Linked DNA regions of Mus musculus: regions 2 and 3 are each linked to region 1. Evidence: chromatin loops called from intact Hi-C (ENCODE). Cell type or tissue: heart. All regions are shown on one strand.

Region 1 (5,000 bases):
TCATCCAAAATGTAGGTGGAAGGGGAAAGTGGGCCTATTGGGTGAACTGCCCAGAAGGTAAGGGCACAGCAAAGATAAAACATAGAATTAGAAGGTGTTAAGCTGGGCTGGAGAGATGGCTCAGTGGTTAACAGCACTGACTGCTCTTCCGAAGGTCCTAAGTTCAAATCCCAGCAAGCACATGGTGGATCACAACCACCAGTAATGAGATCTGATGCCCTCTTCTGGAGTGTCTGAAGACAGCTACAGTGTACTTACATATAATAAATAAATTTAAAAAGAAAAAGGTGTTAAGCTAGGAGTATCAGAAGGTCAGAAAGAAATATATGCTAGCCACAGGGAGGATTAGAAGTGCCCAGCCATTGAGCTAGCTAAGGCATATAAAAATTAACTGGTGTGTGTGTGTGTTTCATTCAAGAATCCAGCAGCCAGAATAGAGCAGTTTAACTAATTTAATGCTCTACAGGAAAGGGAGTTGGACAAGAGTCTGGGAGTAAACTTTTAAAATTAGAAGTCAGTTTGCACTCATTTCTGGATGTTCTCTAAGCCTTGATGGGGTTGGTCTAGCCTCTCTCTTGATATATACCTACTTAAGAATAAACTTCTTTCCCCTTCCACCTACATTTCAGATAATTTTCCCTCTGTAGCTCCTAAACACAATCCCTTAAGAATCATCTTCTGCCTTTCCTCATAGTCAAGCAGTACATGAAAAGGCAATTAAAACATGTTATCGAAGCCAGGAATTCAGTTACTTTTCACCTATCAGTTTCCACCTTATTTTATGAGACAAGCTCTCTCATTGAGGCTATTTAAACAAGCCCCAGGAATCCTCCCATCTCTAGCTCCCTAGTGATGGGATTAAAGGTGGTTGCTGCTGTCTGGCTTATTGCGTGGGTGCTAGTGGGGAACTTAAGTCTTCTCTTTTACTGAGTTCAGTCACTGCTGCCTGTCGGAAAATTGACTGATCTTGTTGTTTTGATCATGTGACCACAGCTGTGGTGAGTTCACGGAGTGCAACAGCTATGTCACGTCCAGAAGACAGCATCTCACAGCACTGCCCCCATCCTCCTTACATTCTTTAGGCCCCTCTTCCCAAGTGTTCTCTGAGCCTTGGAAGGGTTTATATCGATACCCCTCTTAGGATTGAACATTCAACAGTCATCTGTTCCCAGCGCTCTGACCAATTATGAGTCTCGGCATTAGCTACAGAAAGATGTTTCTCTGCCAAAGTTGAGAATAAGATTAGTCTATGGGTCTAAGGATACATTTTTGATGGCAAAGTAACATGCCCATTTAGCAATTCAACACCAGTCGATTGCTTATTGGGGCCTACAACCTCCCGAAGTGTGGGTTTATGGCCAGGTATATGGTAGTGATATTTTTGAGAAGTAGCTTTGGGTTTAGTTTTGAAGACTTAAAAAATACTGGGAATAAATATTGAAGATTTGAATGCGTAGTTTAGGCTTGTGGCAGGACACAGACCATCCCTTTCAATGCTTCCCCAGTGGACTTTCTTATCTCCTCATGGTTCACATAATAAAGTAAGTTAGTATTCGATGGGCTAATCGTAAGAGACTTCTCTGGCTTATTCTTTCTTCATTACAGTCTTGAATTATTATTAGGGCTTGTTAAAATATGTAATGTAATTTTCTCTGAACAGAACTTATGTGGCAGCCCTGGTCTCAGCATTCTGTATACTCATCCACAGATAATAGACTCCTACTCTTCTCATATGATGTGGGAATACTGAGGGGTTATGCAAGATGCCCAAGATAGCACAGTCAATACATTCTAAACCCAGACCCAGACTGTGTAGGTCTACAGCTGGACTTTTAGTTTCCACTGAGACTATAAGTCAGGATTCCTTTGATAGTCCTCTGTTCCTAGGAATTTCTCCCTGAGCAGTAGTCACAATTTAAATTAATAATTAATTTAGTCAATGTTTGTACCAGTATCTTTCAGAGCAGGAAGCGTTCCACCCTGCATCACTGACACTGAGACTAGTGTACTGTTGATGCCCAATAATTTCCTAGTGAATAAATGCATAAAGGAAGGAAGCGTTTCTTTCATGGAGTAATGCCTCCCTCTGGTGGGATTTTAGAATATTGTTTAACCACTTCCTAAATTCACTCCCCACATCCTTCCCCCAAACCAATGGCCATAATTTCTTCAGGATAGGCTTGTCACCCACTTGTTGGCTTGGTGAGATGAACTGTGGAACTAGGCAAGTACCAGGCACCGATTTACGTCCAGAAGTTGGTCAAAGCACATCTATAACTAACTTCCTTGTTCAGAATGACCCCTCATGTGCTTTCAGAGCCTCCTCTTTCAACACCAAAGGGATCTATCCAGAATCTCCAGTTCTGATCATACAATCCTCAGGATATAACCGCAGAAATAATCCCTTCCCTATCAACTGCCAACACAGAAGTGCAGTTCTCAACTCAGAGGGAATAAGAAAATTTATTCTGGAACAAATATGAGTTACTATGGCCCCAGGGACAAATTTAAATTGTTCTATATACTGTTTTGTGGTAGCAGTTTTACAGAGTTTTTATATTTCCGAGCAAAGAGAGCTATAACTGAAGACGTTTAAAGATACATTGATGTTAATGGAAACTTCAGGTAGGTTAGATCCAGCAAATCAAGAGAAACTTCTGCTGTAAGGCTCAGATGCATATAACATGCTTAGCTTTTGGGTTGGTGGAAGCTACATTCCCAAATTCGTACATTCCCAAACGACTTACTTAATAGTCACAAGAACATGACAGAGTTGTGTGACCAAACAAGTGGCTATTTAAGGGGCCGAGATAACCCAAAATAATTGACACTGAACCAGTCTACAGCCTGGAATGTTTAACCCGGGCGTGTCCTCTACTCCACCCCCATCTGTTATTTTAATTCACGTATTTGACAAGAGGAAAACCGCACAAATTACGCTCTACCAAAAAACCCTACTTTTTTTTTTTTTTTTACACAATCTGAAGAAACAAAAAAGAAACAAACACAATACAATAGTAAAGAAGAGATACTTTCCTAATCTATTCACATAAGGGCAACTCATTAGCTTCCGATTCAAACCAGAAATAAGTAAAAACAGGAGGAATGTTTTTAGAACAATCTACGAATGCAGTCAGATGCTCCGTTCCTTTTAATGTCTCCAGCACTCTATCCCCTTTTCTATCCCCAGCCGCCAGCGGAGGCCGGAAGCCAGATATCAGCGCGGGCTGTTCCGTCCCTCACCACTCTATGGTAGTCGGGTTATTCTAGCCAGGAGAACTCTGTGGTTCCGGGGCGTGCTGGGAGGCCTGCATTTGAAGATGGAGGCGGGAAGATGGAGGCGGTAGCTGTCACTAGGTTGGGGTTCTCCCGCGCGGGAGGCCTATGGGACTGTGTCGTGTCCTGAACAGTCGAGAGGAGCTTGTTTGCAATGAGTCTTCCGCGCCGGAGTAGGAAACGGCGGCGTTCATCGTCCGGCTCCGACACGTTCTCGGGAGATGGTGATAGCTTTGTTAGCCCTCAGCTCCGGTGTGGACCGGTGCTGAGTCCACCTCCGGGGCTGGGACGCGGCCGGAGGCTCACAGGGACAGGTACTCGACCCGCGGGGCCGACGCGGCCGAGGGCAGCAGGGGTTGAGATGGGCTGCGAGAGTATCAGGGCCATGCACTCCCGCACCGGAGCTGGATAGCTGGAGGCAGGGCTGCTATCCAGTACCCGGCCTGGGACTCAACCCTGGGGATGGCTTCCCTCTTGGCCAGCATGCACAGCTGATGGTGTTTTAGTCCACCACTGCCCCAGTAGATATGGGCGTTCTTTGGTTTTTGGGTCTTTACACCTTCCCAGAAACAACTTCCAAGTTGGCCAGATCCTGTCACCATGTCGAGGGTTTGCTTAGGATAAATGTCCAGTGGTACAACTTCATATATATAAGTACCAAATTTCTGGGTGTGGTGTAGGATGCAGGCTCTTTGGACTGCAAAGAGCAAAGCTGGAAGGCACATGTTGTCTTAGAACCTTAACCCAGTTCTTGTTTGCTTTTTTGAGATAAGGGCTTGCTCTAGGTCAGGCTGGGTGCTGTCTCGATCTCGGACCAAGGGTGTTTATCCGTAAATGTTGGGATTATAGGCCTACACCAGTGCATTTCATAATTCTTTGCCCTTGGTTATGCAGATACCTCAGTACTAAATCGTAAAGAGAAACTCATCTAACAGCTTTGTAATGCTTAATCACCCTTCTACCTCCACATCTGTACAAACTTTTTATTCAGTGTGTATAGCACACTTTTTGGTTTTTTCGAGACAGGGTTTCTCAGTATAGCCTGGCTGTCCTGGAACTCAACTTTGTAGACCAGGCTGGCCTTGAACTCAGAAATCCATCTGCCTCTGCCTCCCAAGTGCTAGGATTAAAGGCTTGTGCCACCACCGCCCAGCTATAGCACACTTTTGTTTGTGGCTCTTAAGAGTTTTCAAATTTTCATCTAGTAAATAAAAAATTGCTAGCATTTTTCTGTATAGGATCAGTTTCTTAATAGGTCTCTAGAAGTGAAGATGTGTTTTAAGTTTGGTAGGAATTCAAACAGGTTTAACTACTAAACTTGTATGTTGGAGGTAATTAAATTGTTTTTGTTTTTCTGAAAGGAACAAACAAGCGAAGAGTTTCTGATGACCAGATAGACCAGCTGCTGTTGGCAAATTGGGGACTTCCTAAAGCAGTTCTGGAGAAATACCATAGTTTTGGTGTAAGAAAGATGTTCGAATGGCAGGCAGAATGCCTTTTGCTTGGTCACGTCTTGGAAGGAAAGAATCTAGTTTATTCAGGTATTCAAATTTATGTAAACTCCTTTCACTAAAATTATCAGTGTGAACAATTCTCTTTTGGGTTGGTTACATTTTTTAAACAGGAGGAATGTCATCATTTGCATCCTGACATCATGAAAGTTCTGTTGTGTGGTAGAGGAGGGAAACAAGGACATTTGCAACGTATGTAGGAAAAATTCTGCT
Region 2 (5,000 bases), 540 kb before region 1:
TGTTTGAGGAGAGGGATTTATGTATCAGACAGCAGTTAGACAGATGTTCTGTTTCTGCGTAAGAAAGACAGAGACTCTGATTCCACGTAGGAGTCTCGGGGCTGGAGACCTGGCTCAGTGGTTAGGAGCACTGACTGCTCTTCCAGAGGACACAGGTTTAATTCCCAGCATCCACATGGCAGCTCACAACTGTCTGTAACTTCAGGACCAAACATTTGTACAAAGACATACATGCAGATAAAACACCAGAACACATTAAAAAGGAGGGAGATTAAATCTAGAATAGAGAGGAAGCCGCATTCAAGAGGTCTGCTTGAAATGACAATGGAATTTGAAAATATTTCCCTCAGTTTAGGGGAAAGAAATGGCCAAATGTACAAAAATCTCTGAGGGCTGGAGGGAACAAAGGTCCTAGCTAAACCAGAGAATCTGGGTCGGCTGGCCCAGGGGAGGGGCATTGTCGCCAGAAGCGTCAAGGCTCTATCTCATTAGGGGCATTCAGTGCTCACAACCACAGGGCTCCTCTTTCCTAACAAGGGCCCCTTAACAGTGAAAGATGCTCGGTGGAGATGGGACATTTACAGTCCCTCTGTCCTCTTAGGAACTGTACCATGTCCCTAGTCACTGCTAGCTTCCACCTGCCTATAATGTAGACATTTTACACACTCTCGTGGGAAGTGTAAGCTCCCGCCGTCTTGTTATTGTGTCTGTTCTAACCACGTGTACCGTGTGACAGCTCAGCTTTCTGTTGAAAGGTGGGGATCTCGTGGTCTCTGACAAACAAGAGTGAAGAGCAAGATACGGATCATGATCGTTTTCATACTTTGCATATTGATCATATAGAATGGTAGTTCTCAACCTTCCTAATGCCGCAACCCTTTAAAACAGTCCTCATATTGTGGTGACCCTCCAGTCGTAAAATTATTTTTGTTGCTAATCCATACTGTTACAAAATACATTACAGTCCATGTCTGATATGAAGATGGCCTCAGGTGACGCTGTGAAAGGGCCACTCAACCCCTCCACCCCCAGAGCAATTGCAAACGACAGGCTGAGAACCACTGATGTAGAAAGACAGACCTGAGGGGAAGTCTGCCAGAGATCTTACCTGGAACTTATTGTTCTGAGAAGTCTGCTAATTAGTTATTCTCCTCTACACAGTTCCTAGAAAACATATATTCTTCAACAGTACAAAGAAGGGTTTTACCACTGGAAATTCAATCCTAAATACCTATAAGATGTTCAGACTCTCAGATGTCCTGGGTGGGAATTAAGGTAACCCTGTAAGAATAATAGCAGCTATGTGCTGTCTTTTTAATTCTTATCTAATAGGAACTTAAAAATGAGATGGAAAATAAGGTGCAGATGCAGTAAAAGGAGTCCAATCCACATGTTCTTAAACAGTGAAAACTATAGCAATTAAGCCACAGAGACAGCAGGATGGAGCAGGGGTTAGAGAACTGTCAGCCCTGGGGCATCACATGCTAAATCTAGTTCAGGTCTTTATTTTTAAATACCCCTTGAGCTAAGAAGAGGCTTTGTATTTTAAAGACTTTTTAATTTATTTTTCTCCCCAAAGATAAGCCCATATACTTACTTTATTATGTACAAAGCCAAAGCACAAGCTGGAAAATTGCAGTGCGGGGGAGGGAGGGTGGGGGTGGGGTGGCGGGTGTGTCTCCCTAGTTTCAATGGCTGTATCTTAGAAAGCTGTAGTCTGACTTTGTTACAAGTTGGAGTCTCACAATCTTCCTACCTATTCCATTTTTGCCAGGTACACCACAGGGATGGTTTAAAACAGCCTGCATCAGAAGGTCTTGAAGCTTGCTATTGTTTCTCTTTTCAGGCCCTGACGACTCTCCAGAAGTCCCGGCAGCATGGGTGTGGAGGGCGGAGGAAAACCCTGACTCTTAGTTCTTGATTTTTACACTGTTCTGAGTCAGGTGTCTGTTGTTTTCTTTCTGAGCATGGGAATCCAGCTGCCCAGCGAGCTCCCACTTCCCTGCAGAAACATCGGGATTATATATGTGATACCATACCCAGCCTTTACAAAAGTTTTGGCGATTTAAAAGCAGGTCTTCTTCACCCTTGCGCAGAAACCGCTTTACCTACTGAGCCATCTACCCAGCCACTTTAAGTCTTTTTGTTAAAAGTAGTATAGTGAAGTCAGGCAGTAGTGGCACACACCTTTAACCCCAGTGCTTGGAAGGCAGAGACAGGATGATCTCTGAGTTCCAGGCTAGCCTCTTCTACACATTACGTTCCAGGACAGCCAGGGCTATATAGAGAGACCCTGTATCAAAATAAAAAAAAAATCAGAGCAGTGACTGTAGAAGTCTGCTTGCAGCCCATCTAGACAGGAACCTGCTCATTAAACAGATGTTTCTTCTCTCATGGAATGGCAAATTATTTGTTCATGCCTTTTGTGTATTTTTATTAGGTTTTGTTCTTTGTCTCTTCTTATTCCCATTCTTTACCACTCCCTTCCTCTCCTTACATATTTACTTTTATCCTAACAAGAAAAATAAAATTTTTATGTATTAGTACAAAATAAAAATTCTGAAAGGAAAACTGAAGGAATTTCTCCACTCTTCGCAGGCTTCTCCTGCAATTCACATAAGCTCCACGAGGTGGCAGCAGAGCTCCTGGCTATGGTTTCTACCGCCCATTTAAATTAATTTTTGTGTCAATGATAGTTCAGATTTTTTTTAAAAAGTTTTTATTGATTCTTTATTTCACAACATGCACACCAGTCTTGCTCGTCTCCTCCATTCCCTCATATCTGCCCTTTAGCCTTGCAAATCCTACCCAAAATAACACACAGGATCTGTTCTCCTGAGTGCTGCCACCGGTGAAAGATGGGGCAAGTTCCCCAGAGTGTCACATCCAGTGGTGGGTGCGGGTTGGGGTGGGAGTTTTGCACAGCCTCTAGACATCCATGTGTTCCCTGGCAGCTGCCCCTACCAGGAACAGCCCCCACGTTCTCTAGTTGTTAATATGAGACACAGACACAGACACCCCGACCCCTGCTGCTATATAGCCATGGACTCAGACATGACCCTCAGAGGCAGCTCGAGCTGGGACCTCACTGTGGTCTCAGGTGACAGGGCTGGCCAATCACAACAGGCTACTCCTCTCCATCCTCGAGTGTCCAGTTCCATCTCCCTTCATAGCCCAAGCTGCTCCACTTCTCTCTCTCTTGTCTGACCACCACATGCTGGCACAGTGTGATGGTTCCCGCTGTGGGGCAGCAAGTGGCGTCCATGGCCCTCCTTTGCTGAGCGCGGCAGGGCGGGTCCATGGGTGGCATGGAGGACCACAGGTTTCTGTCTGTCTTTCTCCTCCTACGCTGGGCTGCCTGGGTTGGATTGGATTAGATTGGATTTTATGAGTCCTAGGCATAAGACAGCTTTGCCCACCAAACCGGGCATCAAGCTAGGATGAACAAAGGACTGCCATCAGCTCTGCCCCTGACTGATAGAAGAACATAACCAAAGGTGTCTTTTTGCCCATCGCCAGGGGGTGACAGTGCAGATTTTAACTGTATTTTAACTTAAAACACTGATTGAACATTTTAAACATTAAACTATTAATTATTATTTGAACCCAGGCACAGAAACTCAAACTTTTTTTTTAGATATATTTACTTTATTATCTTATGTGTATATGTGTTTTGCCTATACGTGCATATATATATATGCACGCTACATATGCACTCAGCTCTGCAGAGATGGGAGGAGGGTGTCGGAGTTCCTGGAACTGGAGTTCCAGATGAGGTGTTTGCACTGGGGTGTTTGCACGTCCTTAAAAGCTGAGCCAACTCTCCAGCCCAGTGTGCCACCACATCTGGCTGTTGTTTTAATACAAATAGAAATCAGATATTTTAAAAAGCTTAGAAAGAAACTTGTGTCTATGTGTCTTATATTTTTTAACCAATTCTTAATCTTAGACTAATTAGAATGTTTATCCTTTATTCCCTGTTATAGCTTCTTATAGATATGTTAGTAAGAAGGAGGTGGCTTAGCTCTGGGCCTTTAGAGTTGATGACTAACTTCTTGTGCTGTCTGTCTCCTGTGGTGTATGGGATGTTGACATATAGGTAATAGTGGTCCTGATTGCCTTTATCACTTGTCCATAAGTTTCCATTTTTTATTTTTAGAGTTTCATTTCTATCTGTTTTGTTGGCAAAATCAAGAAATGAAATCTATGGGTTGCTGAGAGCAAAAATCCCCCCTCTACCAAACTGGGCTTCATCTAGAGGGAAACCGTTTCCCTTGGTTCAGAGAGTGACGTCATCCTATGCTGTGAGTTTTCTAACTGGAAATGCACTAAAGCTAGTTTACATTTGCCAAAATCTGAACTACTGCAATTAATTTTTTTCTTTCTCTCTTTCTCTCTTGTTCTTCTTATTCTTCCTCTTCTTCCTCCTCCTCCTCTTCTTCTTCTTCTTCTTCTTCTTCTTCTTCTTCTTCTTCTTCTTCTTCTTCTTCTTCTTCTTCTTCTTCTTCTGGTGGGGGAAGGACTGGTGTTAGAACTTAGATGTACTAGGCAGGCTCTCTACCACTGAACTATGTCACCAACAATACTATTAATTTTATTTACTAATTTTTTACTCTGTTGGGGATGCAATTAATTTTAGAAAGAAAACTCTGTAGAAGGAATTTAAAACTAAAATGTAAAATTTGGAATAAGAGTTTAATAAGTACCTATGAATAGTTTTAGAAACAAATTCCCTTAGCTTTTTAAAAATTTAACTTTTTAAGTTTTCATATAAGTCTATTTTATATGTTTCATATTCCACAGTTTTTTTTTCTTAAGATTTATTTTATTTTCATTTGTGTGCGTGTGTGCACATGGGTGTCTGAGAAGGCCAGAAGAGGGTGTCAGCTGCCCTGGAGCTTGAGTTACGGTGATTGTAACCTGCCAGACACTTGTGATGGGAACTAAACCCTGGTCCTCTGTAAGAGTCATAGACCTCCTAACCTCTGACCTCCTAACCT
Region 3 (5,000 bases), 290 kb before region 1:
AACCCGCTGCTGCAGCGAGGTAAACTTTGCCAGAAAGTCATGGGACGGGGAGGGCAGAGGGTGAGGGCAGAGGTGCCGTCTGCCAAGAAGCATGCGCACTAACCGGGTGTCTTTCGATGGAGGGTGGGAGGGAGTGCAATCCTGCTTACTAACGTGACATTTTGATGCCCTGGTTCCTAGGAGGGTATTTGGGACCAGCAGTTCAGTGTGCTCCATCCTTGTTTCCATTCAGATCTGTCCTTACAGTCCAGCCTTCCACAGATGCCAATGACCCAGATGGCTGCTCACCCTCCGGTGGCTAATGGTGTCCTGGAATATTTGGAGAAAGAATTGCGGAACCTCAACCCAGCCCAACCTCTGCCTGCGGATCTCAGAGCCAAATCTGGCCACCCTTGCAGCATGCTCTCCTCCCTGGGCTCCGCAGAGGTTGTGGAACGCAGAGTCATCCACCTGCCCCCACTAATCAGAGACCCACCGTCCTCCAGGACCAGCAACCCCTCACACCAGCAGCGGCTCAATGCTGTTTCTTCCAGACACTGCGATCTGAGTGAGCGCCCGAGGCAGCGCCATCACTCCGATTTCCTCCGAGAGCTCCAGGACCAGGGGATGAGACCCTGGGCCCCGGGGAGAGGGGAGCTGGACCCCCATTGGAGTGGGAGACACCACCGCTCTAGGCCCAGCGAGTCATCCATGCCTTGGTCAGACTGGGACAGCCTGAGCGAATGTCCCTCATCCAGTGAGGCTCCTTGGCCCCCCAGACGACCAGAGCCCAGGGAAGGCGCCCAGAGACGTGAGAGACGCAGGCATCGCAGCTACTCGCCTCCTCTACCCTCGGGCCCCAGCTCTTGGAGCTCTGAAGAGGAGAAAGAGTCGCTGCCCAGGAACTGGGGTGCCCAGCGACGTCACCATCACCGCCGCCGCCGCTCACAGTCTCCAAACTGGCCTGAGGAGAAGCCGCCCAGCTACCGCTCACTGGATGTGACTCCAGGCAAGAACAACAGGAAAAAAGGGAATGTGGAGAGGCGCTTGGTGAGCCTGGGGCATCCTGTGGAGGGTCGGGCAGGATCAGAGAGGCTCCTCAGCTGACACAGGCCCAGCAGGGTTTTCCTAGTCCTGCATAACTGTCCCGGCAGGCTGAGGTACTACTTTTTCTTAGAATGAAAGGGCCTAGTCAGTGCAGGGTACAGAAGAGGCCCAGAGCTTGCACTGGATCTTCTCTGCCCCAGCGTGTGTGACTTTAGCCATGTTCTCTGCCCTTGGAGGCAGGTCAGGAGGGCTCTGCTGGTAAGGACAGTAAAGAACTAAGGCTCAGAATGACTAAGCACCCCACCCCCAACCCCGTGGTGGGGAGCTGGTCCTCCGGTCTCAGCTGCAGGACTGGATGTTGACTTGGCAACCTTTTTTCTCACAGGCCCAGTTAGAAACAGGCAAGAGGAGTTGTGAATGTTTAAGTGAGCAGCAACTGTGCTGTGTGAGAGGATGAGGGCTTCCTGGTGTGCCGGGGAAGGCTCATCAGACTAATGAAAACAGACCTGGGCATCCCACTTAATGAGTAAAACTTTAGAGTGCTGTGAACCTTGAAGATGCCAGTCATTATTTAGCACTCTAAAGGGGAAACACTGGAGGATACATGTCTACAGTACCCCTGCCCCTCTCTCCCCCCCTTTCTCATGTAGTGACTAAGTATGCCTCTTCTTTTTAGCAGAAAAAAATATATGATTTTCAAGTTTTTGGCTCAACATCTGAGCCCCACTTTCCTCTAAGTTACTTTTTTTCCCTTTTCTTTATTTCCCTCCAGTTAAAGTATGCAGCCCTTCTAAGCCTTAGAATCTAAGGGAAGGGTACAAGACACGCTCTAGACACTGAGCCAGTCCTGATTCATTTGGTCCTCACAAGGCTCAGAAAGGTTGAAGAACAAGGGCAAAGCACAGAGCAATAGAAAAAGAAGCCCGTGTTTGAACACAGTCCTCTGGTTCTCAAGCCTTTTTGGTAACCCACAGTTTCCTTAGACAGAAGTTGAGATCCATAACACTTTCTAGTGACTACGGCTTCCTAAATTTTCCCGAGCATCAGTACTTTTTTTTTAAAATCATCAAGATGTGCACAAGAAGTCATTCTACTACCATTTTCATTTATAAAGTTGTCTTTGAAAGATTTTGTCTAAAATAATTTTAAAATCCCCCATTGACTGGGGTCTGAGTCTGGTTTCTAGATATATCACTGAATTGCATTAAACCTTCTTTTTATAGTCTGATACTGCCCATAGGCCCAGGACCAAAGCTGAGTTTGCAGATTAGTTCATTTGAAGGGTGTAGCTTGTTGCCTTTATAGCTTTACTGTTATGAAGAGGCTCGGTGATGGCGCCAAGTGCTTCCTGCACAGGTTTCTGAAAGCACTGGAGCTTGACATTTTCAACACTGTGCAGTTAGGCCACTAGATGGTGACTTTTGTCTACGTGTCACTTGTGGTTTCTCTGGTCCTCTCATTAAAAGAACAAAAAGATTCATTAAAATACTTCATCAAATACTCAGAGAAATAGGAGACAAACTAAATGTTTTTAGGCTCACATGGAGCCTTTCAAGGGTAGTGCTTAACAAATACACACAAACTAGTGCTTCTGTGCACACAACTGCCTGCTAATCCAAAATAGGGAAGATGTTCTCTCTGCTCAGAGCCCAGAGAAATACAGACCTTCTGCTGTCTGTGGGAGTACCTGCTCAGCTGACTTAGGGTGAGTGCTCACTCATTAGAAGCCTTGCATGCAGTCAAATTGAAGCAGGAACTTCAAGCTTTCTACTCCAGTGGCTTCAGGCTGAATGATCCTTGTGTTTCTAACCTCCTTTAGACTATCTCTCTTTCCAATCTTGACCTAATAGAATGAGTTCCAAGACACTCTGGCATCTTCAAAACTTGGCCCATATAAATCGATTCTAGAGAGGAGAAAGCCATGGTGTTTGTTTCTGGGCTAACCTGTAGTGAACACCAGGTAATATATATATATATATATAGTATATCCTTAAGTTCTTTATTAATAAAAAATGTCGTATTGGGACCTGCAGTCTTCTACTTTGAGTATCCCTTGATCATGCCAGGTCTCCCTGAACAGAGTCCCTTTGTCTCTTCTCATTGTTGTCTTCTGTTGCAGAGAGCATTTACCCCAGAGTATTCCAATTAGAAACCTTGGCCCTTAACGAGTCCTTTCCTGATCATAAGAAACACATTTTTTGAAGCAGTATGATGCACATGCCTACACAATGTCTTTGGGACTGTTCATTACAGGAAAGGGTGTTCTCATTTCTGAACTCCAGCTGTAGAATTTCAGAAATGTAGCCAAATGACCCCCCCTCCCCAACATGCATGGAGAGGTTTGAGAAACATATCCAATGAGAAAACAACAACAACAGAACTCAAACAGACCCACAAATAACAAGAGATCCTTTGAAGAAAAGCCATTGAGTTTGTTCGGGAAAAGTGTGAAAGATAACTCTAGAGGAACACTGAAGTATGGAGCTAATGAAGGGGGTGGAGAGCAATGGTTCAGAGTGTAACCAGGAACCGAGCTGTCTTCACGGTCAGTAGAGAGGAACTGGGAAGTGGGAAGAGAGCGGGTCCTTTCTTCAGTCCACTGAAGACTGGCATTATTACAAAAACAACAGTGATAGAATGGAGCAAATAAGATTAGAAACTTTGGGAAATCCACAGTGTTGGAGGAAGGCCATTGAGAGGAAAAAGAATGGCCCCGCGAAAGGTCAAGGAAGAAATACAAGCAACCACTACTTAGTGGGTTAGACCAGCTCACCTTGGGAATTGCCTATGTGGGCTATAGATTTGAGCTGAATGTTGTTTTTTGTGTTCTTGTTCCTCAGGAGAGAGAGAGCTCCCATAGTGGACGGAGTGTGGTCATTTAGTCTCCAGGCACCATACTGCTTCTTGGATCATACATGTCCTCAGCATTATCAAGAGTTCCAGCTGCCTTGGGAGGGACACTATACATCTGTGTCTCACAGTTTTGGGTTTAGATTCTAAGAATCAAATAGAAGAGTTTTCAAAACAGGTGTTTGTGGAATTAATAGCAAGCTTTCCCCCTTGTTCATGCCCTCTGTCTATTACATGATCTCTGACTTGTAAGGGCTCCTAGCTAGGATAGGATCCCTCAGGGACACAGTAGCCCAAAGTGGTCCAGTAGGTCATGGTGCTCGGGACCAAGGCAGTCTCATAATGACAACTCAGGAATCTTTAAGAAGAAAGCAAACAGGTTCCAGGAACAGGAAACCTATGGAATATTATGGGCAAATTCCCACGGGAACTCCCTGTCCTTTCTTGAATTTCCTGAGGGTTTTTCCACGTTAAGCATCCCCACCTGTGGTCCTGAGCATTCCTGAGTTTCCAGTCCAAGCAAGCAAGCAAGAAAGGGCAAAAATTCTATAGCTCTGTGCCTTTCACAGGCTGTGCAATGCAATTCTGCAAAACCACAGGGAAGCAGTTGTTCACCAACCATATTCTTGCTTCTTTTTTCTTTCTTCTGGAGCCTTTCCCCTACATTTAATTTATTTTCTTATACATAATAACATAGCAATGCTAAAATCACTTTAAATACTTTCAAGCGCCATCCAGTATAAACAAGAAAATTAATGTAACATTCCAAATAAATAATCTGTTTTTCTACCCTGAGTTTCTACTTCTATTCATTGATTTACTTATCTTCCAGTAAAGCTCAGAGAAGAATCAGGCCACACTGGGTAGTTCCAAAGACTACCTTCTCCAGGACTGCTGAACATTTCGGGGTTTCAATGTCCCAAGCATTAGGATCTAGGTGGGTTTTGCCACATACAGAGTTCCAGGAGGAAAGAGCTGAACCTTTCCTGTGTGTAATACAGATATCACTGTTTCCGATTTTCCATATAGCTCCTTCACAGATACATTTATGATTGATGTGTAGGCTTTCTCTGAGTAGACTGGAAGGAGATGGTTCCAACAATATTGATATTGTACAAGATCAG

The links. Peaks named below come from ENCODE experiments on the same cell type or tissue, not always from the same donor. Only the 100,000 strongest peaks of a DNase experiment are listed, where the experiment ranks them.
Region 2: a loop joins it to region 1, with 9 times the contacts of the local background. A loop is called at or near these places in 17 of 42 quality-filtered maps.
Region 3: it touches region 1 in a loop (2.6-fold over the local background); 11 of 42 quality-filtered maps call a loop at or near these places.

What each region holds. Positions count from the first base shown.
Region 1 is chr16:37,008,470-37,013,469 of GRCm38, forward strand. It overlaps Polq (polymerase (DNA directed), theta), which reads left to right and starts at 3,317. Exons shown (of 30, transcript NM_029977.2): 1 at 3,317-3,590; 2 at 4,638-4,817. The coding sequence starts at 3,431. In heart, CTCF peaks have their summits at 222 (motif pointing left), 2,095 (motif pointing left) and 3,260; a DNase peak (open chromatin) is centred at 3,272; H3K4me3 peaks cover 2,029 bases; H3K27ac peaks cover 1,762 bases.
Region 2 is chr16:36,470,773-36,475,772 of GRCm38, forward strand. No RefSeq gene overlaps it. Among named protein-coding and RNA genes, the nearest start is that of Stfa3, 18 kb to the left of the region's middle. In heart, a CTCF peak has its summit at 2,627 (motif pointing right); no DNase peak of the experiment used is centred here.
Region 3 is chr16:36,721,651-36,726,650 of GRCm38, forward strand. Ildr1 (immunoglobulin-like domain containing receptor 1) reads left to right here. Exons shown (of 8, transcript NM_001285788.1): 6 at 1-19; 7 at 233-1,029; 8 at 3,867-5,000. The coding sequence ends at 3,908. Among named protein-coding and RNA genes, the nearest start is that of Ildr1, 30 kb to the left of the region's middle. In heart, a CTCF peak has its summit at 2,429 (motif pointing right); no DNase peak of the experiment used is centred here; H3K4me3 peaks cover 900 bases; H3K27ac peaks cover 322 bases; H3K27me3 peaks cover 1,549 bases.